Regions from separate parts of the Mus musculus genome. Here all the other regions are linked to region 1. The links are chromatin loops, found by intact Hi-C in ENCODE. Cell type or tissue: left cerebral cortex. All regions are shown on one strand. Region 1 holds the start of Hunk (hormonally upregulated Neu-associated kinase). Region 2 overlaps Gm36063 (a long non-coding RNA gene). Region 3 overlaps Hunk (hormonally upregulated Neu-associated kinase). Region 4 overlaps Hunk (hormonally upregulated Neu-associated kinase).

Evidence for each region. Hi-C counts contacts between places; a loop is a spot of excess contacts. Peaks named below come from ENCODE experiments on the same cell type or tissue, not always from the same donor. Only the 100,000 strongest peaks of a DNase experiment are listed, where the experiment ranks them.
Region 2: it touches region 1 in a loop (9-fold over the local background); 12 of 42 quality-filtered maps call a loop at or near these places.
Region 3: it touches region 1 in a loop (2.1-fold over the local background); 9 of 42 quality-filtered maps call a loop at or near these places.
Region 4: a loop joins it to region 1, with 2.5 times the contacts of the local background. A loop is called at or near these places in 5 of 42 quality-filtered maps.

The regions. Positions count from the first base shown.
Region 1 is chr16:90,383,361-90,391,360 of GRCm38, reverse strand. Hunk (hormonally upregulated Neu-associated kinase) reads right to left here and starts at 4,964. Exons shown (of 11, transcript NM_015755.2): 1 at 4,645-4,964. The coding sequence starts at 4,905. In left cerebral cortex, CTCF peaks have their summits at 2,676, 4,383 and 5,318; DNase peaks (open chromatin) are centred at 4,661, 5,118, 5,477, 6,242 and 6 more places; H3K4me3 peaks cover 4,731 bases; H3K27ac peaks cover 4,313 bases.
Region 2 is chr16:90,617,476-90,625,475 of GRCm38, reverse strand. All of the region lies in intron 1 of Gm36063 (a long non-coding RNA gene), which reads left to right. Among named protein-coding and RNA genes, the nearest start is that of Gm36063, 6.1 kb to the left of the region's middle. In left cerebral cortex, a CTCF peak has its summit at 3,380; DNase peaks (open chromatin) are centred at 1,310 and 3,239; H3K4me3 peaks cover 243 bases; H3K27ac peaks cover 3,126 bases.
Region 3 is chr16:90,457,813-90,465,812 of GRCm38, reverse strand. It overlaps Hunk (hormonally upregulated Neu-associated kinase), which reads right to left. Exons shown (of 11, transcript NM_015755.2): 5 at 1,545-1,672. Among named protein-coding and RNA genes, the nearest start is that of Gm35882, 47 kb to the left of the region's middle. In left cerebral cortex, no CTCF peak of the experiment used is centred here; no DNase peak of the experiment used is centred here.
Region 4 is chr16:90,492,173-90,500,172 of GRCm38, reverse strand. It overlaps Hunk (hormonally upregulated Neu-associated kinase), which reads right to left. Exons shown (of 11, transcript NM_015755.2): 10 at 6,580-6,760; 11 at 620-4,083. The coding sequence ends at 3,425. Among named protein-coding and RNA genes, the nearest start is that of Gm35882, 13 kb to the left of the region's middle. In left cerebral cortex, no CTCF peak of the experiment used is centred here; DNase peaks (open chromatin) are centred at 2,246, 4,424 and 4,788; H3K27ac peaks cover 1,924 bases.

The DNA.
Region 1 (8,000 bases):
ATATAACAATAACTAAGACAATCTCTATCACTAGATAAACCAGGCATGGCATGGTGGCAGATACCCATAATCCTGTACTGTAGAGGTAGAGAAAGGAGGGCCAGGCAAGCAGCTCAAGGTCACTTTTCCCAATGAATAGTTGAGAGGGACAACAAACTTCAGCCCAAATGCTAATTTATACCCAGGCCATCAACCCAACAGGCCCATGTGGCTAGCGCTCTCTACGCCTCCTGGGAAGATAATCGCCGCTCTGGTTGATGCTACATCCCTAGAATAGCCAGAGACATGCAGACATGGATGGGCCCACAGACCTGAGTCAGATTAGTAAGTAGAGCGGGACACCTGCAGAGAAAATGCAAGGTGCGCTCCTCCTCGTGGGCGCCGCTCCTCCTCAGCGAGCACCGGGCACCAGTCTGCTTAGGGATGCTGACTCACGCCATCCTTTGAAGTCCTTTGGCCCTGTGTCAACGAGCACTGGGGAAGAAGCCCTACGTGCCAATTTCCAGCGTTCCCCAAGTACTTCAAAAAGATGAGGCGAGGCAGGAAGTTCAAAAGAGTGTGCCCACAACCTCACCACCTGTAATCCAGGAAATTATAGGCACTGCCTTGCACGCGGGACCCACAGGGCAGGTGCCTCTGAAAACTGCCTCCTTCCTCCCAAGGAGCCCCTGCTGAAGGTTAATGGGAACTTCCAGTTCTCCACGTGTGCCCTGTACCTCAGAACCGTCGCTCCTGAAATTTCTCTCTCTCTCTCTCTCTCTCTTAAAAAGAAATACAGGATTTTAGCACCTGTTTGTTTCAGAAATACATGCTAAAAACAGATCTGCCAAAAGGCCACCTCTAAAATTAGTCATATTTCCTGCTCCGCAAAAAAAACGTAGTAAAGGGTAATTTTAGTAACTTCTTCACTCCAGGTATCTGGTGCCGCTGCACTCCGTGAGTGATGACTTGCAACTTACTAAGCAGGCAGTCCTTGTTTTCGCCCCAAAATAGCTCTACTGACACGTATAAAGGGGCTTTTTAAATAAAAGTCAAAGGTTAGACTGAGTTCCTGGAGTCCCTTCACTGACTTTCATGTACCCACCTTGGCCTCTGCATCCCAGGTGAAGGTGCCAGTGCTCATGGCTCTACTGAATGCTCCAGTTGGCCTTCCAAGCCCACTGTGCCCGAGGTGGTCTTAGACCTTCCCCACTGCGCTTCTTCACCGTGTTCATAAATATTTTTAATATTATTACACTTACTGATGGAGGGCACACGCGGAAGTGCACTTGTGGAAGTCTCAAGATTACAGGAGGACATGCAGGAGTTGGTGGTTTTCTTCTTCTACCCCAAGAGTACCAGGGATGAAAGTACTTGGGTCATCAGGCCGGCACCCACCTTTAACCACCGAGCCATTTCAGTTAGATGTCACTCAAGTTTTAAAATGTGATGGTAACTTCTCATGGGCCTAACACAGGTCCTTCTTCCCTAACGAGAACCACTTTGAGACAAAAAACAGAGGCTCTCCAGTCTGTAAACGCTGCTAGCCCATACTCCTGCCCAGCAACTGTTCTCTATGTCAAAGCCACGGGGAATTACATGTTCAGAATCTAACCGAATGATGTCTCCTGGTCCAAACATCACTCCAGCCATGACTGAGAACATCGTAATTAAGAACCTCACATGATTGAGTGAATATTTATTTTTATAAAGCCAGATGGGCAGAGATAGTTTTTGCTTAAAAGCTAAAGGGAAGCAAAACTTAGGTCTCAGCCCTAAGCCATCCCTTTGTGTTCAGCAGTAAGGGGGCCATCGAGATTTGGATGGCTTCCAAGCAAACGGCTTCACGGTGGCAACAGGAGCCTCTGGGTGAGACAGGACTGAGTCCAAAAGGAAAGCGGGTAAAGCAACGTGCTTGTCTTCTGGACTCAGCCGGGAATTCCTAGCAAACCCAGGAGGATTTTTATCCAAAGCGTTCTGGAAATGTGCACCTTACCAAACACACCACCAACCACCCACACTGCCTCGGACGCCTTCAACGAGCAAGAGTCTAGATTTAACCACAAATCAACCAAAATAAAATGCATGCTTTGATAAGAGTGGCTCTGGAACAGACGGAATGTGAGATGGTGCCCTCGTCTTCCCTTCATCCTCTGTTCCACAAACGCATTCCTCAAGATGAGCTACTCCGGGTCCTTCTGCCCAGGTGGCTCAGGGAGGACTTAGTTCCCACCACAGGATTCATCCCTTCCTCCTAAAAGAGAAAATCTGCACCCACTAAAAAGGAGAAGAAAAGGAAGCCTTTAACTAAACCTACGCACCCTAAGAAAGTTGTGATAGGCGGGGAGGCTGGGAGCCTGGAAGCAAGCTTTCACAGAATCTGCCTTTCCTGAAGTGAAGCCCCTTGGCCTGCAGTTTAGTTTGCAAATAGCTTGAGGTAGCCTCCGCTTTTCCTCTAGCTTTGCTTAATAAAGCAAAACCCAAAAGAAAGGAGGGCCTGGGACTCAGAAACTCACCAAATGTTCTCCCTCTCCCCCTAGCCCTCTCCCCTCCCCCTCTCCTTCTCATCTCTATAATCAGCTAAAACCCACATCTATTAGTTAAGCATTAAAGGTGTAGGGTTAGGGAGATAAAAGCTATGAATAGCACCACTGTTTCTTTAAAGCTCACCGTTGAAGGAGCTAATATCCAGGTCCCTCCCTGATACTCTGTTGTCCCCAGAGAAAGGTCCCTCCTGGTTAAAGAAAAGCATTGCAGGAATGACCAAGGTTTGCATCCCTGGCCTCTGCATTGACAACTATGGTCTTTAACTAGATCTGATCAACTGGTCCAGGGGGAAAAAACCTTATATTCAACAATCCTCCTCTCAATGCAAAGATGAATTGAGCCATCATAAAGACAGGAGGAAATGAGACCCTTCATCTAGACCCCAGTTGGGCAGAAACCTCCCTGTATTTATTCCTGCTAGGCAGGAGCTAACACAGGAGTCCAGAACTGAATCAGGGCTGAACCCTGAATACCCCAGGCAGTGCAGCCAAGGACAAAAGTATTATCCCATGGGGCAAAACTGCCCTAGTGAGGAGCTGAGGTCCAGCCCAACATGGCAAAAAGCTCTAAGAAGTTCTGATCTCTTTAGAGAGGTGATGTGCATAGCCAGACTAAATCCTCTAGATTTTGAGAGCAAAGTCCTTCGCCTCTCCCTGCCAGAACAGAAATGAGCTCCCTGAAATCAGTCTGCATCACTGATGTGTGTCCGGCAGACAGCCCACTGCGCACCAAAAAGTAAATAAATATTCCCTTACTCCACTGAGAACAACTAGGACGGGTCTAAAGAGTTTCTCCTTTGAAGAGCTAATGTGAGTTCATACTGAATGCTGGGTTTTTTTTGTTTGTTTGTTTTTTGTTTTTGTTTTTGTTTTTTTGTTTTTTGTGGGTGTTTTTTTTTTTTTTTTTTTTTTTTTTGCTTGGAAATTCGGGCAAGAGACACTTGAAAATGACTGCTCGGTCTAACCCTGCTTACCCAGTATAAAGGGGCACCCCACTTGGAATGGCTACAGAAAAAGAAGATAAAGTCAAAGGGTGATGGAACCCAGTGCTCAAATGTAGGGGTTTCCAGGACAACAGAAACCAAGAGGAAATCAAAGGTATCCAGAGGCTAGAAAATGACTAGTGTGGTGGCCCTGGCCTGTCACCAGACTTCTCACAGTTCATCACTGTCACAAACCCCTAGGCTGGGCAAGGAAACCCAGAGCAGCAGGCCCGAGGGCTTGGCCCTTGGGCTATTTGCTGCTAGGACCGGCTGAGTTCCCCTCCTCCGCCCGCGCGGACAACCCCCAGCCTGGGTGATTAGAGTATTGGGTCCCTACAAAGATACCAGTTTGGCAGCCCAGAGCAATTCCCTGCCTGAGGCCACCCAGCCTCAAAAGTAAGTCAGCTTCTTGGGTTTCTTTTCACAAATCTAAGTTAACACCTGAGATCTGCCCGCACCCGGCCTGGCAAGAGTTCACTCTCTCACTTCTAATTAGGTCGAAGTAGAGTCCCTCCGGGTGTGGGGGAGGGGCCCCTTTCCTTTACTGTCTTCTAGAAAGATGAAAAGGTATCTGCAAACTTCTAGAGTCCAGGGCCTGTGTAGTTCTGCACCTGCCAAAAGCAGGATCGTTACTCCAACAGTTGCCCCAGCCCACACGGGGGGAGAGGGGAGCTTACAGGGCCCCAACTCCCCTCCACGTCCTCGCCTGAGCCCAGGAGGGATGAAACTCTAAGCAACCTCAGACTGGCTGCCTTGCTCTCCCGCCGCCGCACATTCCACAGGCAAAGCTGAACCCCAGCCTGGATCTAGTTCCCGCCTCTGCACTGATCCATGCCCCTACCGCAGGACCCTCCACCGCCACCTCTCCCCTCCCTTCCCTGGCGTCCGCCAGGCGGCACCCTTCCAAAACAAAACAGAAAGACGGTGCGGGGTAGCTTCGCGGGTACATCTATCTGCCCGGGTACCCCACCCCACGAACGTGAGCCCATCACCACCATCATCCATCAGTAGGTGCCCGGTGGCCCACTAGGAGAGCCTGAGCGTGCGTCTAGCCACACTGGGTTGGAGAGCCAGGCTGAGTGCTCGCGGGACAGTGCTCCCGGGTCCTCCCGCCAGGCCCGCGCACCCCAGCTCACCTTTTCTCCCGTCAGCACGTGCAGCCCCTCGCGCACCTTGGCGAAGGAGCCCTCTCCCAGCTTCCTGCTGCCGATGAGGTAGTTGCCCACGCGCTTGTGGTGCTGGAAGTCCCGGAGCCGCTCGCGGGACACGCCGCTCACCCAGGCGGGCAGGAAACTTCCCTCGCAGGCCGCCGCCGGCCTGGTCGTGTCCTCCGCGCCTCCATCGCCCCCCGGTGCCGCCGGCTCGCCCAAGAGCCCGTCCCCCGCCGCTGCCGGCATCGCGCTCGCTCGGCTCCCGCGCTCGCAGCCGCTCCTCCTCCGGCTCCCGGGGCTGCCCTGGCTCCTCCTGCCGCCGCCCTGGACCCGGCCCCGCCCGGCCCGGGTCTCTGTGCTCACGCCCCCCGCGCCTCTGTGCTAGCGCCGCGCGCAGACAATAGCTGGCGACCGGGCGACCGGGGACCCGCCCCCGAGAAGTTCGTCCTCCGAGGATCGATCGCCCAGATCGCGCCCGCGGTCCCGTCTGGTGCCCCGATCGGCTGTGAGAGGGAACAGCGGCTGCTGGTCCGAGAGGGGCACAGTCCGGTGGCGGAGTCCCCCAAGCCCGGGCGCCGCCGCCCTCTGGCCCGCCGGGTCCTCAGCGGTGCTCCCCGGGGCCGCTCCCGCCGGAGAGGAGCGCGCGGCGGGCTGCAGGCGCCCTCTGGAAGGCAGCAGAAGAAAGCCCCATTCAGTTTGAATTTGCAGAAATTTAATCCGCTCGCGGGCGGCGGGGACAGAAGCGAGCTCCACTCCGCAGCTTGAGCACTTTCAAATCCCTCGTAGCCCCTCCTTCCTTCCCCGCGCGCAACAGCCGAACTCGACCCTCGCTGGAGAGGGGAGGGGAAGGGAGCGGCGGAGTGGGCGGCGAAGCCACCTGAGCGCCAGACAGGGGGACCCCGCGCGGCCGCGTAGACGCGCGCTCCTGGGCTGCCCAAGACCTGCTGCCTCCCGGGGTGCGGATCGCGCAGGTTCTGAGCTTGAGCTTTCTGGCCCTTTCGAGAGTGAATGTCCTCACCAACAGCACCCACCATAGGCAGGGGAAAGAGAAAGAGAAGCTTTGGACTGTAGCAGAGTTGGATACCCAACCCAGAACCTGGCACACAGTAGGGACTATGGAAGATGGGTGGGTGGGTACCTAGCAGGCTATGTGTCGGGGCTCGCACACATACTCGATTGCTGTTGTCCGTGGAGAAGCAGCCGCCACAGCTAACAGTAGTGGCGGCAGCGTAGGAACCAGGGCGTTTGCTGCTTGTGCGCGTTCGTTTGCCCCCTCTCTGCTTTCCTTAGAGATGATGTATTGCAGGGTGAGCCGGACCGGACCGGACCGGAGCCTCACTGCTCCTGAATGCTTTTATTCTGCGGGCTCTGTGAGTGCACTGATTTCACCTAAACAATAAACATAAACAGCCTGAGACACCTACCCATTATTCTCCAGGATCCCCAATATATTCCTGAAGCGAAATGAGAGACACACACACACAAAAAGGATGCGGAGAGGGCTTTCCAAAATGCGACCTGTTGAGGTGCCCGCGTCTAATGCAAATTTAACCTCTGATCACACATCATCTGAGCTCAAAGGGAGGATTCGGTCCTAACAAAGTTCATTTCATTGTTTACCCCGCAGTAAACAGTTATGACATCATCGATCCACATTTATGCTCTGAGGTGGGGGAGGGGACACAGCTGTCACCCATCCAGTCTTGGGGCGGGGAAGATCCCTTTCCTGGCCTATCTAGAAAGTAACCCCCAAAATGACCGTTTTTCAAGTTCAGGCATCTGTTGGTTTGAACCACGCATAAGCTGTGAGTCTCCACCCTTGCTATTATGACCGAGTCTAGTCTTGTCTTGGGTTGGGGTCTCATTGCTCTGGATTTCCTACGTTAAAGACAAGCTTTCCACTGCTTTCTTGCTGTACTTGAGGGACGCCTTAGCTCCTACAGTTTCTGCAGGGCTCATCCAAACATTTTCACGTTTCTAATTCAGTAATTGAATTTTTTAAAGGCAGGAAGTGGGGAGAGGGAGAAGATGCTAGGTTCAAAGTGTGGGGAGAATAAAGCCCATTTTGGGGGTGAAGCCCATTTCCTTCAGGAAAGGATTTAAAGTTTCCCAATATTGCATTAATTAAATTTTAGGAAATTAGCTCTTTGTGAAAATTTAGAGATTCATTTGTTGCAATTTAAGGCAAATCCCAGAGAGTACTCATCGTTTAAGGGGGAGGAGGGGGAGGGTGGGGGGAAGGCAGGGGACGGTGCTTCATAAGTAGTGGAAGTCACTTATGATAAAATAGTGACTTTCTTTCCTCTTAATGTTTTGATTATACCCTCCCAGGGTAGAGGTCAGGAAATGGGTGAAGAAGAGAGAAAACACAGGCCCCTTAAATCTTCAAGCCTCCTGCTATCTGGGTCTGGTCCAAGCACACTGCTGATTCTATTGGCTGGGATGGATGCCAAAGGGAAAGAGAAGTTCAAATCCTACCCCTGCCTGAGCTTAGTAACTGGTTTTTGAATTACAGTTTCTACTGTCTAAAGTGGCCTTGCTCAATAAGGCCAGAGCTTCATTTCATAAGACGAATAAGCACACGAGATACTGGATCACTCTCCCAGGAGGAATTCTAGAAGTACAGGGCAGAGGACCAGTCACCTGCCATTGAAGAGCCTCTACTAACCCCCAACCCACCCCCTGCAAGCTTGTAGGGTTCCTCTAGGCGTTACAGGTTATCTGTCTTTGGAATAGAGAGATGGCTCAATGGTTAAGAGCATACACAGCTCTTCCAGAGGACCAGAGTTCAATTCCCAGAATTTATATTAATTTGCTTGCAATGGCCTGTAACTCCAGGCTCAGGGGATCAAAGGCTCTTTTCTAGTCTCCAAAGGCACCTGCACTCAGATGCACATCACATCACATCAGAGAGAGAGAGAGAGAGAGAGAGAGAGAGAGAGAGAGAGAGAGAGTTTCCAACTGCTGCTTCTGGGTGGTTTTCACCCAACATATGTGTTCCATTAGAAGAAGTCCTTCCCAACCAACGAGCTGCCATAGATGATGGACCCTCGGTTCTTCTCAGGGCATTCCACTCAGCTTCGCATCTGCCTTCTATCCTCCATGTTGCTTACTGGCTGTCTTTCTTTTTAGACTCAGTGGACAGGGGCTGTGCCTGTTTGGTTTGCATTTTGCCCTTTCGGTACCCAGCATAGTGTCTGAGCTGCAGACCTGTCTAAAGAGTATTTGTTGACTGAGTGCAAAAAGGCAATCAGTTCCAGAGTGTCCAGTGACAGTTTCTTGCTTGAGGACAGCAAGACCCCCATCTGCCCTCAGTTTGATGTTACAAATGACTTTCTAAA
Region 2 (8,000 bases), 230 kb before region 1:
TGAACTGGCTCTGAAAACACCCTCACAGACATCCACAGGTTTGTCTCCATCGAGCTGACAAGACTAGCTGTTACACATGCCAAACCTAACAATGATCCCCGGGGGAAGATTAAGGTGACTTTGATTGCTGCCTTCTTTGCATGTTGCATTGTCTACTACTGCTGTTACTGGTGCTGTTGCAGTTGATAATGATGGCGATTATTATTATTATCACCACCACCACCACCACCACCACCACCACCACCACCACCACCAACAACAACAACAACAACAACACCATAACCACAGCAGCAGCAACAGCAACAGCAGCAGCAGCAACAGCAGCAGCAGCATCAATCATCAAGTACTATGAGCAATTGCTAAGAATCTAATGTTGTGGTATGGGGAGAGTGAGCCTCTGAAAATGAGGCTGGATGACAGTAAACTTAGTCCCTGCCTCTCCCTAGAGAGCGTCCACAGTCATCAAGGTTGACTCTCCAAGCGCATCTCTTCCCAACTGTACTTCCCAAATCCATCGTAGTTGGATGGGCTGCAGTGGGCCTTACCCACGGGCATCATGTGTTTTCATCTGGCAGAGAAGAGATGTTCCTGACTGATGCCTGGTATTTCCCAGGCCTCCTAAAAGAGTGGCAAATTACAGACACTGGGATCCAACCAAAAGTGCATCTCAACTGAACAGTATCCCCCCACCCCCTTTCCACCATTGTGGGGGACCAGGAAGGAGGTCAATATGCTGTATCCCCCATCCTGAGCTCAGAGTAACTGAGTAGAATACTAAGGACCATGTAGATGGAACCCCCAGCTCTTTTATTTTGACGAACTTGTCCATGGTTACGTCACCCTCTTAGCCGAGTGGCCCTGCTGATACTGCAGCTCTGAAGGAAGCTCGCTCCCAGACCTGTGACTGACTGCACTAAAGAGCTTTTGGCCTCACCATGACTTCAGTGTGGTGCGGCTCTCTACACGCAGGCAGAACCCAGAGAAGAATGGCCTGAGTTCTCCAGCAGAGCACACCCATCAGCCCTAATGGGCCCCTTGGGAAGCATAAAGGAGGGAGACGCCAGAAGCATTATTCTAAAGTAAGGGTCAACACACTGCTCCCAAGAGCTACATCTGGCACGCTGCCGGCTTTTGTAAATTAAGTTTTCCTGGAACGCAGCCACACGTGTTCATTTATGTGTCGTCTAAGGCCGGGTTTGTGTTCCAAAGACACAGTTAGGTAGTAACAGTGGAGACTCTGTAGCCTGGGAAGCCAAAAATGTGTTCATTTATCCCTTTCCAGAAAACGAGTCTTGGCTCTTTCACTACAGGGTGCCCATCATCCAGGAAGTCCAGAAGAGGGGCGGAGACTCCCCGATGTCGTCATCCCTGTTACGCATGCTTGCTAGCTGTCCGCTCTCTGCTGCTGAGTTTCCTTTGCCAGACGTTTAAGCTCCAAAGTCCACCTCCCAGCCTTTCCTCCTCTCCGAAACTTCTCTCAGTTGCCTCGAAGACTGTCACAGTCTAAGTCTTATCTTGAAACTTAATTGATTGGCTCAACCCAGGACATTTTTGGGATGGTTTGGATACAGTTCCAGTGTGTTTCCCAAAGGAGGTTGTGTGCCTGTGTGTGGAGGGTTGGGATGGAGTACAGTTTAACTCCTAGTCACATGGAACAGAATCCAGATAGGATAAGAATGATTAGATGCCCGGAGGCCTGCAGGCCAGGAATACAAGCAGAGCCTCATCAGCATCTTGTACCTCACCTGCTGGCGGCTGCTGGCTCTCCTTGGCATTTGTGGCTACTTCCCTCCCATCCCCCCTTTCCTCTTGCTTTGTACTAAATCTCCTTAATTAAATGTCTTAAATGGATACCATGCTGGTGTTTAGGGCTCACCTAGATGCTCTAGAATAACCCCTATCATCTCAGATGCCTTAGTTTAGTAAAGCCTAGTTTTCCAAACATGGTCTGTTTCACGGCTTCTGGGAATTAGGTTATGTGCACATTTCTCTCTCTCTCTCTCTCTCTCTCTCTCTCTCTCTCTCTCTCTCTCTCTCTGTGTGTGTGTGTGTGTGTGTGTGTGTGTGTACTGTGGAACTTACTATGAGAACCCAGTCCTGGACTTGACTAATAGGAGAGGAGGTCTGGTTTGTGTGAGGATTTTTGTAAAGCTGTAGAAAGATTTGGGGGGGGGGGGGTGGTGGAAATGTCCAGGGGGAGGAACATCACTGTCCCCTTGGTATCTAAACCTCCTCTGCCCAGAAACCAAGTCCATTTCCACTGGCACAGGACATGGGCATGGCTACTTTTCTCATCGCTGTGACAAAAAAAACCAACAAAAAGAGTTTAAGGAAGGGGAGGTTTGAGGGCTGAAATCTGTCCTTGCAAGAGGAGGTGCTGGCATGGCAGGAGCCAAAGACAGGTGGTCACAGTGCATTCCACTGTGTTAGACTCAGGTGTTACCTAGGCGACGCCAGTCAACCTGACCATTAGGATTGCCTGACAACAGTCTGTTCCTACAGACTGTCGAAGCTTTTGCCTGAGAGTCGGGGAGAGGAACTGAACAAGGATTCATATTTAATTGCATAATTCAGACCCCGGAGCTGTATCTCCGCCTCATTTTCTCCAATTAAGTATGAAGAGAATGTGAGGGACCACGGCCACCCCCCAAGGGAGCAACTGGAATGTGTTTCTTGTGAACTTCCTGTGTCTCAGGACAAGTGTTGGTTTCAGCATCTTTGTCTTGAAGTAAGGAGGCTTCTTGCAAATGCCATCTTACCTCAAGACTGTAAACACTTCAACTGCCTTTCAAATACAGCCAGAGACCCACCCAGCTCCAACCTCTGGGTCCCATTCTCTGTGACCGTGCCTCTCAGATGGAGTACCCTGTACCAGGGGCTGTCAGCTATTTTAAACGATGCTTAGAAATCAGTTTCTTTGTGGCAAGGACCACAGAAACATCTTTATAAGGCACAGATTTCTCAGCATCCCATTGGCACAAAAACACGGGGGCCCGGCTAGAAAAGAGTGCTGCTGTGTTTTTAGAATCTGGGTTCTTTTATTCTTAGGTAATGGGGCTCATTCAGTTTCTATAAATCCTACTTGCCCTTCTGTGGTCTGATTTCAAAGGAGCGTCCCGTGCCTCCAAGCAGCCTTTCCAAAATGCCAAGGCCTACGGCTGCTCTATTTAGGTGGCAGAACTGATATGAGTTTCTGTTTTGGGCAGAGGGTGAAATAAGGAACTTTCTTTTGAGTGGGCCGTTCTCAGGACGCAGCTTGGCAACATGGCCGACTCCCCGCACATGTGCCCAGCATATGTTGGTCTTTCGTCTAAATACTGAGCATGAATCACTCTGGCTCTGCTCAGTGGGGATTGTCAGAGCGTGCTGTTCCGCCAGCAGGGAAAGCAGCATTTGATTTTCTGGGAGTGAGGTGATGGGCACTTTTTTTTTTTCCTCAGTAAAATATGAACAGTGAACACTGTCAGTCCCCACTGTGAGGACTTAGGGAAAACAGAGCCAAATGACCGTTGGATGACGTCCCCTCAGTGGGGAGCTTCTAGATAGCTTTTCTGCAGGCTGCAGGCTGCAGCATGCAGGCAACCTCTGGAGAGAAGGAGGTCCTGGACAAAGCCCCAACTTGCCAGGAATTCCCGAGGCAACAGGAAAATGCTGAATTGTGAAAAGTCTGGAGTGAGCTGGCCCACATCTCCTGTTTGGCTCTGATGAAGTGAGCCACTCCCAGCTCCCCAGAGGCACAGTCCTCCAGTAAATGGGGTTCTGGTAGTTCACCTGTGACATCTGGTCCCTTACAATCGCCAAGGGCCTGTATCCCTTTGGAGATTACACTTTGAGAGCTTCAAGAATTTTCTAGTGGTTGGAGCAACTCTGGGCAAGGTGGACCAACTTGAACTTACTGCTGGAAGATTTTTCTTTGGGGACCCTCCATGTTTGATATTGGAACCCTTCAGTCCCTTGGGGATATTAGGTTCTTTGAGGTCTCCATGGAAACTCAAAAGGTCAAATATTTCTAACATGCTCTAGTAGCCTGAGCATATTTTTTTGGAAGGTAGAAATCCTGAGCACTGGAGAAGAAAAATCAAAAGTGATCCAGTCTGAAGGGATCTTATGAACAGAAAGCCAGAGGCCTCTGATGGATGTGTGACCCATCCACCCAACCACATGCACACGCTTACGGTTTATCGAGCCCCAAGATCAGATGGCTGACAAGGAAGGTGTGGAGAAGGGGGAGGAGGGAGAAAGGAGAAGGGACAGAGACTGGAAGATGTCCTGGTTTCCAATGACACCTTCCTCTTCTATGTTCAAGTTCTGACAGTGGAAGGGCTTATGGGGCAGTAACTTGGCAACTGAAAGAATGCTGACCCAGTGAGAATGAGAGCGAGAGAAAGAGAGAGAGAAAGAGAGAGAGAGAGAGAGAGAGAGAGAGAGGAGAGGAAAGAGGAGAGAGATCGCACTCGAGAGAGACAGGCAGAGAGAGCGATAGACAGAGAGTGAGAGACAGAAAAGAGAAGAGAGAGGAGCAAGAGAGAGAGCAAGAGTGAGATAGTACTTGAGAGAAACAGAGGAAGAGTCGGAGAGAGAGGCGAGCACAGAGGAGATGCAGAGGGAGGTGCCTCGTCACTCTGTTCCACAGAGGCTTGGGGTGCTGCTCAGGGAGAGATTACCCAGAAGCTCACACTGCTGTCCCAGGGCATCTTGTACTCATGGGAATTTTGTAGCCAGCCGGGACCCGTTCTCTCTGGCGACCCTTCTTGTCCATCCTTATTCCTACTCATCATCACTAGCACCTGGGCTCATGGAAGCATCAACAGAGATGCAGAGCATTTAAAGAGAGGCATGAGCTGAGCCCAGGGTCCCTGTCTTAGGGTTTCCATTGCTGTGAAGAGACACCATGACCAAGGCAACTCTTATAAGGACAACATTTAATTGGGGCTGGCTTATAGGTCAGAGGGAACCTGTCCATTATCATCCTTTATCATCAAAGTGGGAACATGGCAGCATCCAGGCAGGCATGGCGCTGGGGGAGCTGAGAGCTCTACATCTTCATCTGACTGCAGTCAGAAGACTGGTATCCTCAGGCAGCTAGGAGGAAGCGCTCAAAACCCACACCCACAGTGACACACTTCCTCCAACAAGGCCACACCTCCCAATAGTGCCACTCCCTGGACCAAACATATTCAAACCCCCACAGTGCCAGAGGCCAGTGTGGGAGGCGAAGCCTCTCCACCTGAGAGGTCAGTGATAGCGTTCTTCTTAGGCAGGTCAATCCTGTGATTCTTCCACATTCCAGAGTCTCTGTCCGAGCTCCTTTCTCTGTGGTCACTTTGTCCCTTCCAGCTCTGTCTGACCATGGCCACATCCCTCGGGCTCCTGGGGAATTTTCTAGAACATGGCAGGCACATTGCCAAAGTCTACTTGTCTCTCCAAGCACAGACCAGAGAGTCTCTTGTCGATGGCTTTTCTGTTTCTGTCCAAGACAAAGCTAGAACTCACAATAAGGCCCGAGGCTAGGCATAAAAAGGCCTGGGAAAGTCCCTCTCTGCTGTGGGTTAGGCTGCCATGGGAGAGGTTTCTAGATTTGCCCCTTCTCAGTTCCAGGTCAGCTAGGGCGACAGACGTTCCAGCTGGGAATATGAGGTGACACGAGAATCTAATTTCAAAGGGCATCCCAGCAGCCCCCTGCCAGTGTTTACACAAGATTCCCATAAAGATGTCCATGTTTGCTGCAGACAGGAAGTAGTCCATTCTCTTTATGGACCAGAAATCAACCATCCAAACAGACAGGAAACAGCTGTGTGCCCCAAGTGTGTGCCGTCTCTCCCACTCCATTTCTGTCATAGGAATACTGCACAACGGTCTAGTCTCATCCACTTTTAAACAAATGTCTACTCTGCTCCGTGTTTGCGTAGCCTCACTAAGGTCTGAATGCCTTGGTCTGCCTCATCACAGAAACGAGTCTTTTCTTTCTGGAAGACTCTAGAATATTCCTTCTCTTGAGGCAACCCAGTATGTTCAAGCCCAGACCAGAACTCAGTTTAGGCAGGGGTCTTAGTTCAGTTTTGTTAGCAAGGTCTTTTTAGGAACCCCAGTTTTCTTGTCTATATAGTGGCCAAAACTAACTCTATGGCAGCTCCCCTTGTGACCCTGGGCTGCTCATATAACCTCTCTGGGCCTTAGTTTCCTTTTCTTTCCTGTGAAATTGGATCAACAATGATGCCTCCGTTCAGTTGCTAATATTGGCCGAGTTACACTGTACTGTGTGTTGGCCACCCCATGCCGCCTTTTGTGAGGGTTCACACGGATGCTGCTGGGATACTGTACAACATGGATGATATGTCAGTGATTCTTACCCACAAATAAACTCCAGGAGCCTCTTCAGGATGGAGCTGTTCTAATTTCTGCCCTTCTCTGAGCCGTGCATGCCTGTGCGGGAGATTGGTCTGTGCTGCGAGTTTTCCCGTGTGGATGTCTTGGCATTCTGACTAACTGTTGAGCTAAAATAATAGACAACAGCACCAATCAACTCCAAGTATAAGGAGACTCGGTGTGGCATAAGTCTTTGATGCTCAAGAAGTATCTCCAGCCGGGCGTGGTGGCGCACGCCTTTAATCCCAGCATTCAGGAGGCAGAGGCAGGCGGATTTCTGAGTTCGAGGCCAGCCAGGTCTACAAAGTGAGTTCCAGGACAGCCAGGGCTACACAGAAAAACCCTGTCTCAAAAAACCAAAAAAAAAAAAAAAAAAAAAAAACTCCAAGTCTATTTCTGGAAACCAGGCTGGACTTGTGACTTCCTTTAAGTAACTGGAAGGGGTAAAGTGATGTCACGTCATCAGATTCTCTAAGCTGGGACACCACCTTCTGTCCAAGGAGGAGGCTGTCACCTACTGGAAGATGACAGGCGTGCGGGGGGTGACCCAAGGAGCCCTGGTACCAACTGCCCATTATGGTGAAGGCCCTCACTGAGTTCTAAGCAACACGTGGAATCCATGCTCCTACCAAACCTAGCCAGTACTATAACATGCAAGTGACTTAGGTGTTGTTACTGCGGTGGCTCTCAGCCTTCCTAACACTGCGACCCTTTAATACAGTGCCTCAAGCTGTGGTGACCCCTAACCACAAGACTATTTTTGTTGCTACTTTGTAACTGTTATATTTTTACTGTTCTGAATTGTAATACAAATGTCTGTGTTTTCTGATGGTGACCCCTGTGAAAGGGTTGCTTAACCCCCAAAGGGGTCTTGATAGGTAAGGAGCCACTGCATTAGAGGACCCCCTTTAGGAAAAAGTATTCAGCATGAGACACAAGCCTCAGGTCATCTAAAGGGAATGTTGGGTGCCAAGGCTCAGGACAAGATACAAATTTTGGTACCAGAACATTTAATTCAAATGTCTTAGCCATTCTGTGTTACTGCGACAGAATACCTGAAACTGTGTGATGTATGAAGAGATTTATTGACTTAGTTATTCCTTGACAGGGTTTCATTATGCAGCCTTGACTGGTCTCAAGTACACCACTGCCCTGCTTCATCTTAGTACTGGGTGGCCTGTCTAGCTATGCCCGACTCACAGAGTCATTTTTTTATAATTGTAGAGGCCAGGAAGCTGAACGTCAAAGGGCTAACCTCTAGCAAAGGGCTTTCTTGTTGTGTTATGCCCTGGCGACAGGCAGAAGGGTAGAGGGGTCAGTGAGAACAAGAGAGGACCGTATTGTTTTGACAAGTGTACTCTTGTGATGACGACGACAACAGCGACGATAATCCATTGTGAGGGTTCATGATCTAACCATCTCTTAAAGGTCCCACCAACCCACACTGTACAGTGCAGACTAAATGTCTACCACACTGAAACAGTAGAAACCAAAGTCCACCATTTGTACCAGCAAGGTTCTCAGGCTTGTGGGGTAAATGCTTTATTGAGACATCTCCCTAGGACCTGGGGACTTTTTTGGGGGGGGGTGCATCGACTCTGCTTCTAACACTGGTTGAAAGAGGTCACAGGGCC
Region 3 (8,000 bases), 74 kb before region 1:
GTGCATATGAGTGTATATGTATATATGTGTGTGTGTGTGTGTGTGTGTGTGTGTGTGCGTATGAGTGTATATGTATATATGTGTGTATGTGTATGAGTGTATATGTATATATGTGTGTGTGGGCAAATGTGTGCATATATATTTTTTTTTCTTTTCCCATAGATGTGTGTACTTTATAGAAGCTGAGGCTATATGTGGCTCATTCCCTCTCTTTCAGACACACACCTAGCATGTGCCTAGTTATCATGGACAGAGAGAATGGATATGAAATGATGAATAAATGGACGGTTGGCTGAACACTTCCTATAATACTTTGTAGCACTTTTCGACCCCGAGTGCCCAAATGCCTCAATGTGGTGATCCCTTCAATATGTTGTGCACTTTCTAACTCCATGAGGTCAGACTCCCATTGCAGAACTATTTGTTCTAGAAGTCAGTACAGTGGCTTCTCTTCCCAAGGACACAATGCCTTCCAAAGCTGTCAACCTCCAGAGATTACACGTCAGTGGCAAGGTCACAGTATAGCTCAATTAGATAATTATGCCCAAGAACTCATTTCAAGTTGGATCCATTGACAAGACTAAATCTCGGGCCAGTTCCCCAGATGCTTATAAACCCAAGGGAAAAATAAAATAGTGGCAAAATAAAATGCTCTGTTCTATCCATGTACCAGAAAGGGGGAAGTTAAATAATTATCCTTTCTTGGTCAAAGCCTCATTTCATTGAACCTAGATTCTTTCTAACAGAACAATTAAGTGACCCTCAGAGTGGAGCATAGACCAGGAACTTTTTTTTTTTTTTTTGGTTTTTCGAGACAAGGTTTCTCTGCATAGCCCTGGCTGTCCTGGAACTCACTCTGTAGACCAGACTGGCCCGAACTCAGAAATCCGCCTGCCTCTGCCTCCCGAGTGCTGGGATAAAAGGCGTGCACCACCACGCCCAGCTCAGACCAGGAACTTGATGTAAAGTGTGAACCAAAGAAAAGATCAGATCCTGTCCATTTACAGAGTCAAAACCCAATCTTTACTCAAGGCTCTTATTGCAACTTGAAGCTGCTAACGTTTGAGAGAACTTCTCAAACACGCGTATGATCGGTTGTTTTGAAGTAACCGAACCTACCTATACCTGAAAGCCTCAAGAGTTCACATAATAAAACAAATCACAGATCAAACACATGACTGAAACTACTATCCCCTTACAATAAACTGACTAACGGAAACGTAAGCATGCTTATAGCCCTCCTCACCAAGGCGGCACTCTAAAACAGCCGAGCCTGCAGCTAGTCCCCAAGCAAAGGGCACAAGGCCCTCCTGATGTGTGTGCTTTGTACCAAAGACAGAAGGAGGGGCCTGGAGCTTTCAAATTACAAGAAGAGCGAGCACACACACAGAGTGGTCTGGTTGCTTAGGGATGGGAAGCTCGGTGAACCCTGTTGTATCTACACAGGGAAGGAACTCACATCAAACCAACAGCCCTTCCAAAATGAGTTCAGACCATGCGAGGGCAGGCGACAGATCCTCAACCCACAGGAGCAGATGCATTACCTGTGGAGAGCTGGGTCGGCAGGGGATTCATTGCTTTGTCCACCATCTTCTGATACAGAGCCCTCAGGCTGAAAGGCTCCACAGTGAAAGGTAGGGTCCCCGTCAGCATGGCATACATGTTCACGCCTCTGGAAAGATAGACATCAAAGTGTGAGAGCAGAAGAGGCCCTGGATGCAGAAGGCACAGAGCACGCACACGGAGCCTCTGGCTAACCCATCTTTCCAGAACCCTCACATCATGTCCCAGTTGAGGTGTTGACATCGGAAAGGCTGGGGCGAGAACACTGGGAAGACGTTCTGAGGGGCTCGGAGATGAGTGAGCCCTGGAAGAGCTCCCTCCCGAGGAGGAGCCACACTCTCTTGTCTATGAATCCAAGCGGAGTGTCAGCTTTACAACCTAAACTCCTCCAAATTCTGAAACCTCTTGACCGGCAAAACGATGCCACAGGCAGAAGATTGCACCTCTGGCCTCATGGGGTACACAAAGGGGAATGCCATAAACTCACCTCGGGCTGTGTATGTAACACGTGGGAAACACCCACTTGGGTCCCATACCCAGGAGAGTCCACTACATACAGGCAAAGATTCCAAAGCCCAAACTAGTTCTTTGAGCAGGAGACAGTCACATTGTAATGGGAAGATGTCAACACCAAGAAATTCCAGACGAAGGGAAGTACTATACACCTTGAGAGAATCAGGAGAGACCTTGCTAGTCTGTAATCTTTCCAGATACAACACGCAAAGTGTGACTTTAGAGGCAGATGAAACACAGGGCCAGAACTACCAGTGCTGGGCTAATGACAGCTTCTGCTTACCATTCAGCCATTTGAGGCCAAAACCCCACACTCAAAGCCAGCCTTTTATCCATCTCTTGAACTTAGCTCCGGTTTGTCACTAAGGAAGGTCTTTCCCAATCTTATTTCTCCTTTGATTGTTTGTCCTAAGACTCGGCCACCAGGCCCTGGCCCAGTATCTGGGCTGTGGTTGAGTGGGCTTAACTGCTTATATCCAAAGCCAGCCAGAGGACAGTGAAGCCTTCTGGGAGGATTTTATTTCCTGGATGTATAAACCTACTATCATGTTGATGAGATTTCCTGATGGGGAAGAAATGTTTGCCTGCTTGCCTGCCTGCCAAGAGGTCTCCGCTGTTCAAAGGCACCGGGGCGGATGTGTTTTTAAAAACAGGCAACAGGATTTCCAGTCAAAACAGAGCCAATGAGACTGATTGAAATTAAGACCCTTGAGTGTAATTCCACAGAGGCGCCTCCGAATTATGCATTCCTTATAATGACAGGTACTGGAGCCCGCAGCACAGCACAGAGCGCTCTCGGGTTTCAGAAGTAAGCTGAAGCCCAGTTCTCTCTCTCTGAACTCAGAACAGAGTCAGGGAGGCAGGCACACACACACATTCATTCCACAGATTCTTGCTGGATGCCTCTCATTGACTGAGTACTGTCAGCCAGGCGAGGACGCTGCCATTTTTGGATGGTGAGTTGAAGAGAAACACGGAATGGGCAAACCCTCAAACAAATAAACACAACCCCTCTGAGCAAAGAGCACTGAGTCCAAGAGACTGCTGGGCTGCACTGCTTTTCCACGAGTGCCCAGGTAAGGAAAAGGGACTTTTAACCCAGGAAGCATCTCCAGTGAGTGTTTTCATGCAGGAGCGTAGACATCTTCAGTTGGCTGCACAAGGCCAGGTGAGAAATGGCATAAACCAAGGAACAGGAGCCAAGAACAGACAAGGCATATCATATGCGCAGCCAGTGACAGCAGTCACTCTGGGTGTGTGTTCAGAGAAATGCATTCATTCCTCGGGCGGCATCGAGGCGGCATCGCATGTAACAACAGGGACCAGCATGGTGAGCGGGAGACGGCAGCAAGAACATGCGGTATTGCTGCAAGTCCATACCAAGCAACAGATCTCATAGAGAAAGGAAGTGGGCAACAGAGGCACGCTGAGGAAGGAAGCGTGGAAGGGGAGGAAGGAGAGTTGTGTGGAGACCTTAAGAACCCACTGCTCTGGCTGGAGAGATGGCTCAGCAGGTAAGAGCACTGATTGCTCTTCCAAAGGTCCTGAGTTCAAAGCCCAGCAACCACATGGTGGCTCACAAACGTAATGAGGTCTGACCCCCTCTTCTGGTGTATCTGTTACAGTGTACTTACGTATAATAATAAATACATCTTTGGGCTGACCGGAGCGAGTGGAGGTCCTAAAAATTCAATCCCCAACAACCACATGAATGCTCACAACCATCTGTACAGCCACAGTGTACTCACATACATAAAATAAATAAATAAATCTTAAAAAAAGAAAAAAAAAAAAAAGAACCCGCTGCGCAGTGCTCCGTCTTTGATGTGTTTTAGATAGAGCCAAACACCTTGGTTTTGGGGGAGACTTCAATAGTAACAGAAAAGAAAACTAAGCCGTCTCAAAACTGTAAGATCTGTGTCCACAGAGAGGCCTTAGACACAGGCCTTAATGGGTGGGAAAACCTCTGGCCTCTTCCACAGTTACTGAAGGCCACTAAACAGTCATCTCCAAGATAAACTGCAACCCGGCAGCCTGCAGACAGCCTATCCCCCCTGCAGGGCTGAACGAGGACCGGTGGCCAAAGTGAAGTTCTGTGTATTTTGTGCAGTCCCTTCTGGAACAAGACGGGATACTCTCCCACAGTGAGAACTGAATTATTCACACTATCTAATGAGGAAGTGGGAAAAAACTGGACTTAGCTAACTGTGAGTGGTGCGCCTGTAAGAGTCCTGATCATCAAAGCAGCGTCACTTTCCAGAGCGCAGTCCTCACGCTACTGCACCGGCACCACCCAAACACTTAAAAACGCACATTCCTGGGACCAGCTCCAGACTTGAGAAGTCAGAGTCTCAGGGGCCAGGCCTGGTAGTATCTGGCTTAACAATCCCTCTGGGGTGGGAGGTGGGGGGCAGTGAGATGGCTCAGTAGGTCACAGTGCTTAGCAGACAAGCGCTGAAATGTGCGTCAAAGTTAAAGGAAAACTGTCACGTCCTCTGACCACCAGGTGCCCGCTGAGATGAAAATTATCTTCCTCTTCTTTTTCTAACTCTTTCTCTCTTACACACACACACACACACACACACACACACACACACACACACACAGCACATCACATACACACACACAGCACATCACACACACAGCACATCACACACACAGCACATCACATACACACACACACAGCACATCGCATACATACACACACACACACAGCACATCACACACACACAGCACATCGCATACATACACACACACACACAGCACATCACATACACACACACACAGCACATCGCATACACACACACACACAGCACATCACCTACACACACACACACAGCACATCGCATACACACACACACACACACAGCACATCGCATACACAAATCCACACATCAGCAACAATAATGATTATTTTTTTAAATCTCTCTGAATGTACTCAGTCTAGTTTAAAAGCCATTGGGAAGATAAAGCCTAAGTTGTGGGAAATCAAGTCATCATAGCAGGGCTGCAGGGCTCGCAGGACCCCTGCCTAGCCGGGAGGGGTGCACAGACTACAGACAGCCACCCAGGTCCTCTTCAGCACTGACCCCGTTGGGTTATGTTAACGTGTTTATTGGAATAAGCAGGGGCTCCTTAGTCTTGGTCATTTTAGCATGTAAATTACTTTGGGTATTTTAGTTGTACCAAGTCATAAATTTACTCCACCTAATTCTGGACTCATGCGCTCATAACACTTAAACAACAACAATAACAACAACAACAACAACAAAAACCTCCCCTAGGCCATTATGTGAAGACCTCAAGACTGCTCTTCCTCTCAGCGGGCAGCGGACAGCACTCAAGCCTGAAGACACTGCCCTGTCACCTTCCATGTTATGTCTTCTCTAGTGGGGACATGTGGCTTCTTTGCCACAGGCTGAATGCTCTGAATGCCTTCAGAAAGCCTACAGAAGTAGGGTACAGTGAGGTGAGGGGGGAAGGAACCAGCTGAAGGGGTTTGTTGAATGTATGAACCAAGAATAACAACTCGAAAACCTTTGCAAAACTTTCTTCTAGGATATCTGAAGATACCAAATCACTTGGCTTCAAAGAATAAAAGAAAAAAAAGAAAGAAAGAAAAAAAAAACCCTCCATAAGTCACTGCTTAATACACTGGTCTCTGCCTCTCTCCGTTATCTACTTTAGACCACAGATTAAGATGAAAGCTACTGTGTTTAAGATGGCACCAGGGAACTCCAGCCAGCAAGGACGAACTTGACTGCCTTGCCCAAAGTCTTCCAGTTCTGATACAGTGCTCAATTAAAAACTCACACACCCGCCCTTACAGATGACTTCTCTCTCTTCATCCCAAGGTCATTTATTCTTAAAACATAGATAATCTGAGGGCCAAATAGCTGAACCCACGGGGGTGCTGTGTCTGGTGTAAACCAGGCACCAAATAATCTCTGTTGTTTCATTAAAAATAAATAAATAATGAAACTTTTTTAATAAAACAAAACAACAACAAAAACTACAGTTACAACTTGGCCCTATTGTAATGGATAACAGAAACCCACATTAATAGTCAGATTGCCCTGGGAGATTTTAAAAGAGAAACCAGATTGGACATCTTAATTCCTCTCCCCTAGAGCTTTCATCCGTGTTTAATATGTGGATAAAGAGAGACTCAGCCCCTCTGACATTTCACAAGTATGCAAGAATACCAAGGGAGACTTGTGGAATGCGGTTTATAAACCTCTGTAATCCCATAGAACCAGGCGGAGTTTCAAAACATGCTCAGAATTTCCTGAAAAGCCTTTTGAAATATGGCCCAGGGGTTTCCTGGGTTCTATGTGGCAGACAACGGATCTCTATGAGTCCAGGATAGCTAGCTTTGAAGAAAGCCAGCAATTACATGGTGGGGGGGGGGGGGGGAGGGAGCCACAAGGCAATAGTGCTAATGTTTTCAAAACCAAGAGGAAGTAGAGAGAGCCCTGGCAGGTTGAGAAAACCCTATGGGATAGCGGAAATTGTGTAATACTCTGGTGTCAAAAGAGAAGGACTGGAAGGACTGGTGACAGCAAGGAGCAGCCGGAAGGAGGAAAGTCCCCTTGGAGAATAGCCTGGGATCTTTGGTCCTGAGTCAGAAGGCAATCGCTGGTCCTGATAGTCAGTTCAACACATTAAAATAATCTCTAGAGAAAACTTCCTCTGAGAGGAAAGACTCGGAGCCAGCACTCCCTGGAGACGTTGCCAGAAACTTTACCTAGAACAAAGCAAGTGTCGACTCTGCAGAATAGGTCAAAAGTGAGGTCCCAAGTGCTGGGGCCATGCTGCCAGGAACCTTGACAACCACGTGCTCACACAGAGAACAGCTGAGGGACTGCCGCGTGGGCACCTTGGTTCCATACCGGTCTACCAGGAAGGAGTGACCTTCATGATTTTAAAATTAACCCCGTGCCAGCAAGTTCTGTCCTTCTTTCTCTCTGCATCAGTGTTCAGTACGACTCCCACTTTAGGGTCCTCAAAGGAGACTCGGAAGAGTTCATCCATCTTAAAAGCATCCTTCTTCCCAACCCTCTTCCATTAAACTGGAAGAAAACGCTTTCCGGTGTATCTCAAGGACTTTGTTCCTTTTTGCTTTCATGCCCTATTTAATAAATGTGCTAGCTACAAAGGTGTTGGGGCGGGAGGGGGGGTGTAAATACCCGGGGAAATGACTTGTATTTTATTAACTTAAGCCCCAAAGCTGAAGAAAGCTCCATTTTTGAGACAAAGTTTCACTGTGTAGCCCAGGATAACTTCAAATGTATCACCCTCCGCCCCAGCATCCTGCATCCCGAGCTAAGAGGCAGGTACCACCCAGCAGGCGCTGATTTTCTCTTTTAAAAGTAGAAGTACCTCAGTTTCCCCAGATGAATACAGATGTCCTCCTGCCCCTTTCCCCACCATCTTTTATCATGAACAGAGAAAACCCTTCTGTGTGTGACCCCTGCCTGCAGGGAATGGCATCTGGTATCATTTCTGTAAATGCAGAGCCTAGGACCTGGCTCAAAGTTTGTCACTCTCTTCCTGAGCACTCTTTTCTGTAGAGAGATGAGAGCGAGTTGCCTCTTACCCAACTTATCCACTCAAAGGCTCAGGGAAAGGCAGGGCCCCTCTCCTGTGAAGGAAGGGGCAGGAAGCTCAAGAAGGCCCATGGACTATGCATAAGTACATGAGACAGCTAATTTTCACAGCCACAGTGACCAACTGAGAACCCTGCCCCCTCCCATTCTCGGGGACAAGACTCCTGATGTCTTCCCCCCCCCCCCCTTAGAGGCTCACTGAGTTTTTCCAACAAGCATCATAATATTCTCAAAGTTAAGTTATACTCGATCAAAAAGTTCATCTGGTGCCAGGTGGTGGTGGTGCACACCTTTAATGCCAGTGCTCGGGAGGCA
Region 4 (8,000 bases), 110 kb before region 1:
GGATCACAGAGTCTCAGGTTCCTTCCTGCTCTGAAATCTTGTGATTCTTCAAATAAAACATCACATTACAAACTGCTCCTGCATCTCTAACTGCACTTTGAGTCTGAATAGTGGGAACAGGGGCCCTGCCGTGCAACCTGCTGAGCCTGGAGTCCCTATGGAAAAGGGACACAAGTTGTTAAGGACGGTGGCGTGGCGGCACCTATAGAAAAACATTGTGAGCAGGTGACTGGTGTCACACCCAGAAAATCCAAACGGCGAATCTACTTCTGCCCCAACAGATATCCACCCCTTCCCCTGATCCAGGACCTAAAATAATGACTGACTCCAGAAGCAAGATTCATGGATATCCATCTGTCTCTGGTTCAACTTGGGAAATCCTGACCTTTGAATGTGAACAGTACATTGGGGAGCCATGTTGAGCTTCCACTCAGCGCATAGCCACATAACCCTTTGTAAACACCCCCCACCCCCACCCCGGGGATGAGATTAACCAGGGGCTCCTGTGGTTGAAAATGCTCCCAAGTCCTCATTTGTGTCTGTGCCAAGAGGTTTAAGTACCCTGCGCCTTACTTAGACTCAATGTTTTAAGAACCATCAATAAACAAAGCAGCAGCCATTGTGAGGAAAAAGTGTATTTCACAGCCATTATAAAAGTACATATATTCAATAGTGGTGACATAAATATAGTCCTTACTCATGACCAAATCGTATGACTAAAATAGACTCTTCCTCCTGGACTTCACATGATGACAGATCGGCCGTTCCCATCAGTAGCCACAGGCTGACTAGAATCACAGGCAAAGACTCATTCATGAAGGACAGACAGTCATGGGTCAAACAGACAATACACTCTGCACTTAACAAAAGGATAGCCACATTTTCCGTATAAATATAATAAAACAATAAAGAATTTAACATTTCTTCTTTCACGCGGTTTCCTAGACTCGTCTGTCAGGTGTTTATGTGCGCCCCAGAACACAGCTTGTCTCCCTCCTGTTCTCATTTGCCTCTCAATGGGTCCACTGCCTACTGAGGACTCAGGTGGGTAACCTGAGTTCAGAGTCCAAGGTACCAGTAGCAACGCAGGCAAACTAGTTGTACATCTGACGCTGTTCTCGAAGCATTTGAAGGATGGGAGACTCTTTCTCCACAGGCTCGCACCAACACAGGCACACATACATACGAGAAAAGCAAACAGTCAGAAAAAGACATAAAGGGCTAGGAGAAAGGGGGCGGGCACAGTACACAGGTACACATCCTACCAGCTTTGCAGAGCCAGATGCCTGCAGCTGGCAGTTATCTTTTAAAAGGACTCTTCACCCGTCAAAGCTCAAACACGTCACATCAAATACGGAGAGCGTCTGTGGATGGCTCTCCTCTTCTCTCTGCTTAAAGAGTTCTATTTTCAGTGTCAAGTCCTGGGAGCTGAACGGAAGCCATGCTGAATGAAGAACACCATCAGCTCTGGGAGAAAAGCCTGGCCTCCTCCTGTAATGGGTCCTCGGGAGGGAGTCAGTCCCTCCCTAAAGTTTAAGTAGTCCAGGTCTTACCAAATTCAGCCAGGACTAGAGCAGCTTTCTTCCAGGGTCAGCCAAATCCGTGTTCTCTTCTAGTTCAGTCAGAGCTCTGAGAGGCCAAAGGAAGCCGCCCGCCACCAGTAAATGAGAGGCAGTTGTACTGTGTCTCAGCCCTCACTGGCAAAGGCCGGCTTTGTGACGTCACAGAAATTTGCCCACTTTAGAATCGATGGACCAAGATGATGAACCTGGCTTCCTGGCTACAGCTCTGGTCTCTGACCCCATCTGAAATAGTCAAAGGCCAGAAGATTCTGAGCTGTTCCATAACTTCTAAACTAACTGTGGTCCAGCCCGTGCCAAGTCTTCCCCTCCTGACAACAGTGCCCTTTGTCCTCTGCTAAGTACCAGGGCCCACGATGCACACAGAGACAGTCCTCCATCCAGCGCCAGCCGGACAGGATCAGACAACACCAGGTTCCACAAGAGACACACAGAGTGGCACAGTCACAAAACCGGAAATGCATCTTTGGTTCAATCCTGGAGGGGAAGGTGCAGATTACAGCATGGACTGAAAGCCTGTTTGGGGGGCACTGTTTCCTTTGGGGACGAACCGTCTTGTGAGCGTGTTCCCAGGGGGCGGCAAGCCTGCTCCTAGCTCCCAGCAGAACAGCTAAGTTCTAACCACGGCAGAACAGCATGACACAGCGAATTCCCTGCTTCTTGCTGTCTCAACTCTGCTTTAAGAATCCTTTCTCTCTCTCCAGAGCCATCTGGAGCTAAGTTCTATGCCTTCTGCTGTTGCCACGGTATAAACACAGGATGGCTAGGCTACTATCCCTTAGGCAGGCAGGCCACTGTGGTCCTCCTGTTGCCACCCAAGCCAGCCTTTCGGCCATCTGAGCTGCAGCCTCTCAGAAAAACAAAAACACGTGAATTTGGTAAAACTACTTTTCATCTGGCCAACTAGTTTTTGTTTTTGAATTGCTATTTTGAGCCAGACACGGATATATACTTGTAATCTCAGCACTTTGGAGACTGAGGCAGGAGGATCATGAGTTTGAAGCCAGCTTGGGCTACTTAATGAGACCCTGTCTTTAAAAAAAAAAAAAAATTTAATTAATGACTTCATATAAAGAAAGATCTCTTTGGACAAGTTCGTTCAATCCTCAGCAAATTTCAACCCAAAAAGAAAAGGTCAGGGGAAAAAGAAAGAGAGGAAAGAAAAACCTGTCAAAACGTTGCACAGGAATGAGCGTTTAATGAGTCTTCGTCTTCCTCCTGGGTTCTCTCTGCTGGGTTCCATCTCTGTCTGAGGCGCCATCCCATCTTCCTCCCGGTCCAGCACTGTGACTCAGCACTCTGTGGGGACTCACTGTTAGGGAAAGGGGGGTTGCTTCCCTCTGTAGAGGGATCCCTAGGTTGGGTGAACGTCCTTACCAGCGAGTGGCACGTCCGCGTGAGACTGTAACTGACCACTGACGGTCAGTTACAGAACTGTGAGAGACACACAGAGCGGAGGGGAGGGACAACCTGGTACCAGTCTGGAAATCTGATTGGCCCAGCAGATGGAGGTGTGGTTTTTAGCTCTGAGCCCACTGGGGGGATCCTGGAGAGGGCTCAGTGATTGGTGATATAGCAAAGAAAATCTCAGGCTGGAAGGTGTGATTCCCACAGTTCGCCCCCTCCCCCTCCCCCTAGTCGCAGCGTCTCAGAGGGTCCCTAAGTAAGTGTGTGGACTTTGAGTCTGTGGACTTCAGCTGATACAAGCGTGGGACTTTGTGTGGCAGGTATAAAAGAATAAAGGATGCTCCCGTGAGGTTGTTCACCCATGCCCTGGTGCCTGCCTGTGTGGAGCCCTGTTCCGTGGCTGTCCTCACAGAGACCCAGAATCTTGCCATCCCAGGTTAACACTGGCCCTTGACACCGTCGGCCATGTCAAAGGAGAGGCTGGAGGGGGCTGTGGGCTGCAGAGGGGACATGCTGGCGTCCAGGGACCTCTCTGAGGAAGGCTGCAGGCTCTGGTGCCGCTTCCTCAGCATCTGTCCGATGCCCATCATGGGGAACCGTCCCCTGCTCTTCACACAGTTGGGGCTCCCCAGAGGCTGCAGGAGGCCATTACTGGGAACGGGAGGCGGTGAACACACACCCTCCTCTTTCGGGGGGCTGTTCTTTTCTTCGTGGGCAAAAGAGACCAGCGTGGAATGCAGTGGAGTTTGGAGAGGTGAGGTACTTCCGGACAGCAGCCCCTGGGAGAGTGTCCTCTCACTAGAATTCCTACGAGCCAGGCTCACAGGCGAGCTCAGGATCCTATAATGGTGAGAAGGGGACAGCAGTTCTATGTGGTCCTCTCGATCCACAGACTCAAAGGAGCGTACCATATCCAGCAGCAGGGGCTCTTCCTTGGGGAGGATGCTGGCACTTCCCGGCCCTGGTTGGTGTGGCTCTAGTTTCTTTACAATCCTTGGTGTCCTGGGAGGTGGGACAGGGATGAATTCCATGGAAGAAGAAGCCACACAATTGGAATCAGAGGTTTTTCGGAAAAGATTGCGGCAGACGAAGGAATCTACATACCAAGGAAACAAGACCATGAAAAATAGGTTCAGAAAGAGCACACACAGCCATTGTGTTCATGCCCTCCCAACCACCACCCCCCACCCCCAGCCACCACCCCCAGCCACCAGCTTAACTGAGACAAGCAAACTAATGCAAGCAGGAGGAAGCAAACACCCTAGTCTAGTTAGAGGAAGAATCAGCCAGAACATCTGAGGCCCCACAGAACCCCACAAGTCTTTCTAGGGTATAGGAGGCACCAGGCTAACCCAATTCAACAGCCACTCTATTTTGGTAACTGAAAATCCCAGAGGCTTTTGAACAGAGGTTTGCTGCTCAACAGAACATCCACTAAAAGCTAAAACGTCCACAGAGTCTGGCTTACTGAACACCCACATATCTGATCTTCCTTCCAACTGCTAACTATGGAAAGACTTGGGTCCTCTCAGATACTTTCTTACAAGTTTGCCATGGTAAAAAAAAAAAAAAAAAAAAAAAAAAATATATATATATATATATATATATATATATATATATATATATATGTAACAGAAAGTTTACCAGCTCAATTTCTTTCACTCAACAGTTTGGCAAAGACACACAGCTATTTTATCCTGCAGAAATAATGCTGCCATTGAAGACTCATCCATTCTGTCTTGTTTCCCTACACTCTGACAACCCCATTCCACCTGCAGCTCCCTGAACTTGGCCATTGCAGGAACACACATAGTCTCATAGGATAGCTGAACTTTGAAGACTGGCTCTTTCCCCTTAGCGCAAAACCTTCCAGGATCATCCAGGCTGTAGGTGCCCCTCCTTTTTTCAAGCCTCCCTTGTGGCTTTAAAATCAAGGCAGCCTCGGCAACTTCAAACAGAACTGTGAGGCAAAGGCAACTAGCCAGCGGCCAGACTTCCCATCTCGAGTTGGCATTGACCAGCATCTGGGTTTGTAAACTGTCCCAGGAAAGAGAGGGCAACCCCCCGTCCCCCCCGTCCCCCCCCCTCCCCCCGCCCAGAGGCTCGACCCTTGGGGGAAAGAGCACCAAGCTGATAAAGAATCAGCTCCATCCACCTCAGGGTCTTTTCACTGAGTAACGTTTTAAAGCCCAGCTGCAGGAGCAAGCTGCTGCCCAGTGCGAGTGGCTTCAGGAGCAGCCAAGGGCTCGGAGAATCTTCCTTCCCCACGTAAATAAATACTCAGACACGGAAATAAATCTCCTCAGGCAGCAGATGCCTGGTACGTGACAGCAGGAAGATGTAGGATTTCATTAATGGCTAATCTTGTCAGTGATCCGGCTGGTGCACAAGCATGGCTTCCCTTCCTAGTGCTATGTTCTGTGCACCAAGACCGGCCGGGCTCTGGGAAATGGAGGGCTAGGAGCTGCCACCCCAGAGTCCCACTAAGCAGAGCAACAAGTCTGAGTTGACCTCAGATGACCACTCCCCTCCCTGAGCCTCAAAGTCTGTGCTTTGACCTCTATAAATAAATAATAAAACCTCAGCAACCCACCTATATAAAGAGAACACTCTTGTCTCAAGATTCCATGTTAGGACACCCCCAGTCTCCCTCCCAGTGAGGGGGGGGGATTTCTCTCACGAATCTCAAACCTGTGCCATCCAGGGATGATCACACGTATCAGTTATCAACAATGGAATAGATTCTGAATTGGACACAGTGAGTTTATTTATAGTAGCTCTAACAGCCAGTGGCTATTACAACTAAGGGACTCAAAGGAAGACCTCTGGCCCACAACCAACCAGCAGAACTGGGACTTGAACTTGGCTCGGGGAATCCCACCACCACTCCAGAACCCAGACACAGTCACACTTGAATGTCTCATGGGGCCATGTTTCCAATAAGTCTACATCCCAGCACCCGATTTTGCCTCCACCTCCTGCTCTCATCAATCTATCCCATTGGTTCATGCAATCTCAGGTACTCATCCTAGCCCAGAATGTGGTGTGTGCCAGTCTCTGAGGCTGCACATCTCCCTCTATTCTTACACCCCAACCTTCTGTGATACCTTATGCCCTGGCCTCCAGTCCCACAATGCCATGCATGCAGACTTCTGCCCCTACATGCTCTGGACCTGCAGACTCTCATACCACAACTATCTATCTGATGACAGTCCCTATAGTACCATGTACCCCAGCCTCGGCTCCTACAACACTAATTTCTGGTCTGATTTCTGCCTCTACAGTTCTTTATATCTCAAGTCTTCTTCCACAGTCCCGAGCACCCTGATGACCCGCTGCCATATCTCTGTGTCTGCTCCTTTTACACCGTGTACCTGCAGTGCTATGCACCCCATCTCTGTTTTCATCATACTGCGCACACCCATCTCTGTCTTCTCCAACCCTGCACAGGTGATCCACCCCGCTGCTTGGTCTGAGTCCCTTGGCCTTGGATGTACCGATGGGCCCTTTCCAGCGGCACAGTCGCCTCTGTTCTGAGCCCACACAGCCACCCGCACACAGTGAGCTGAGCAGGACAATGGAGTTGACCTACCTTTGTCGGGGAAGCCTGACTTGGAGGCCTTCCTGTCTTTGAGCAGGGCTTTGGTACTCTGGAGCTGTGTGATCAGCGAGGGCGATGGCTGTTTGTGAGAAGGCAGATTCTTGTCCAACTTCTTGGAAAACGGACGGTGGAGAAAATCACCTCTTTTTTCTTGTTCTTTGGGCTTTTTATCCTTCGAAACAAAGCGAACACACCTAGTCAGACACCCACAAGAATACACTCGAGGCTTCATCTCTGAAAAAGTCACCCGAAGAGATGAGAGGAACTCATCTTTTAAATGTTGTATGCTTACCCGTGTGTGGACTGAGGAGAAGTCTGAGGTCTAGCCAGTGCTCCAGAGAGCCAACTCCCTCTGCCTGGGAGCAAGTGAACCTCTCTCTAGCTCACTTACACTGCACTGTGTCAATATGTTCCAGAGTGGCCAAGGCCACGCTATGTGATCAAGTATTCTGGAAAAATCTGAAGGAACTAAGGAGCAAAAAAGCCAGAGTTTTAAAGACCTACTGTGTGCTTTGAAGTATTGCCATGGTTAAGCATGGTCGTGCAGACCTATGATTTCGTTATTCTGAGGCTGAGCAAGGAGGATTTCAAGTTCAAGGCCAGCCTGACCTACATAGTGAGACCTGGCTGGGGTTAATCGTAACCTTCAACTTGATTGGATTGAGCAACGTGTAGGGGCTTTACAGAGCCTGCTCCTGGGGGTGTCTATGAGGGCAAATCCTGATCTTATCTATGTATCAGTTGATGGTCTCAAAACTGGAAAGGATGGTTAGGGAAGAGGTGAAATTTAGGGAGGCAGGGCTTGGTTGAGAGAAAGGCCACTGAGTGTGTGTTATTTGCAGTTATATTTTGCTTTGGCCTCTTTCCTAATATCTATTTGCTTCCATCCGCTATGATATGACCAGCTCTGCTCTGCCCTGACCCCTATGGTCTGAAAACTCTGAAATCAGAAGCAAAATAATTTATCCTATAAGTTGTTTTTTCATATGGATAGCACAACAGTGAAAAATTCCAAATAAACCATGTCTCAAAATACTAAATCCATCCCTCCATCCTTCCATCAATCCGTCCATCCATCCATCCATACATGCATACATACATATATACATACATATACATCACCAAGTGGTACCCTGAGATGCTAACTGCATCAGAGACTTGGCAAACACAGAGATGGCTGCTTTCATTTAACAGGAGACCCAGCATGTTTAGTCTAAACACTAAAGAGCCAGAGAAGTCCTGGTGAGTTCCTAACCCTCACTATAGTCTAAGCATGGGAGCACTTATGTACAGACCTAAAACCCGCCTGGATATTGCCATTTTTTTGAGCTGTAGATTTTATCTCTACAGAACCAGATCCTAATCCCTCTAATGGGAGTGGACTCGACTGTTTGATTTGCCTTCAGCCCCAC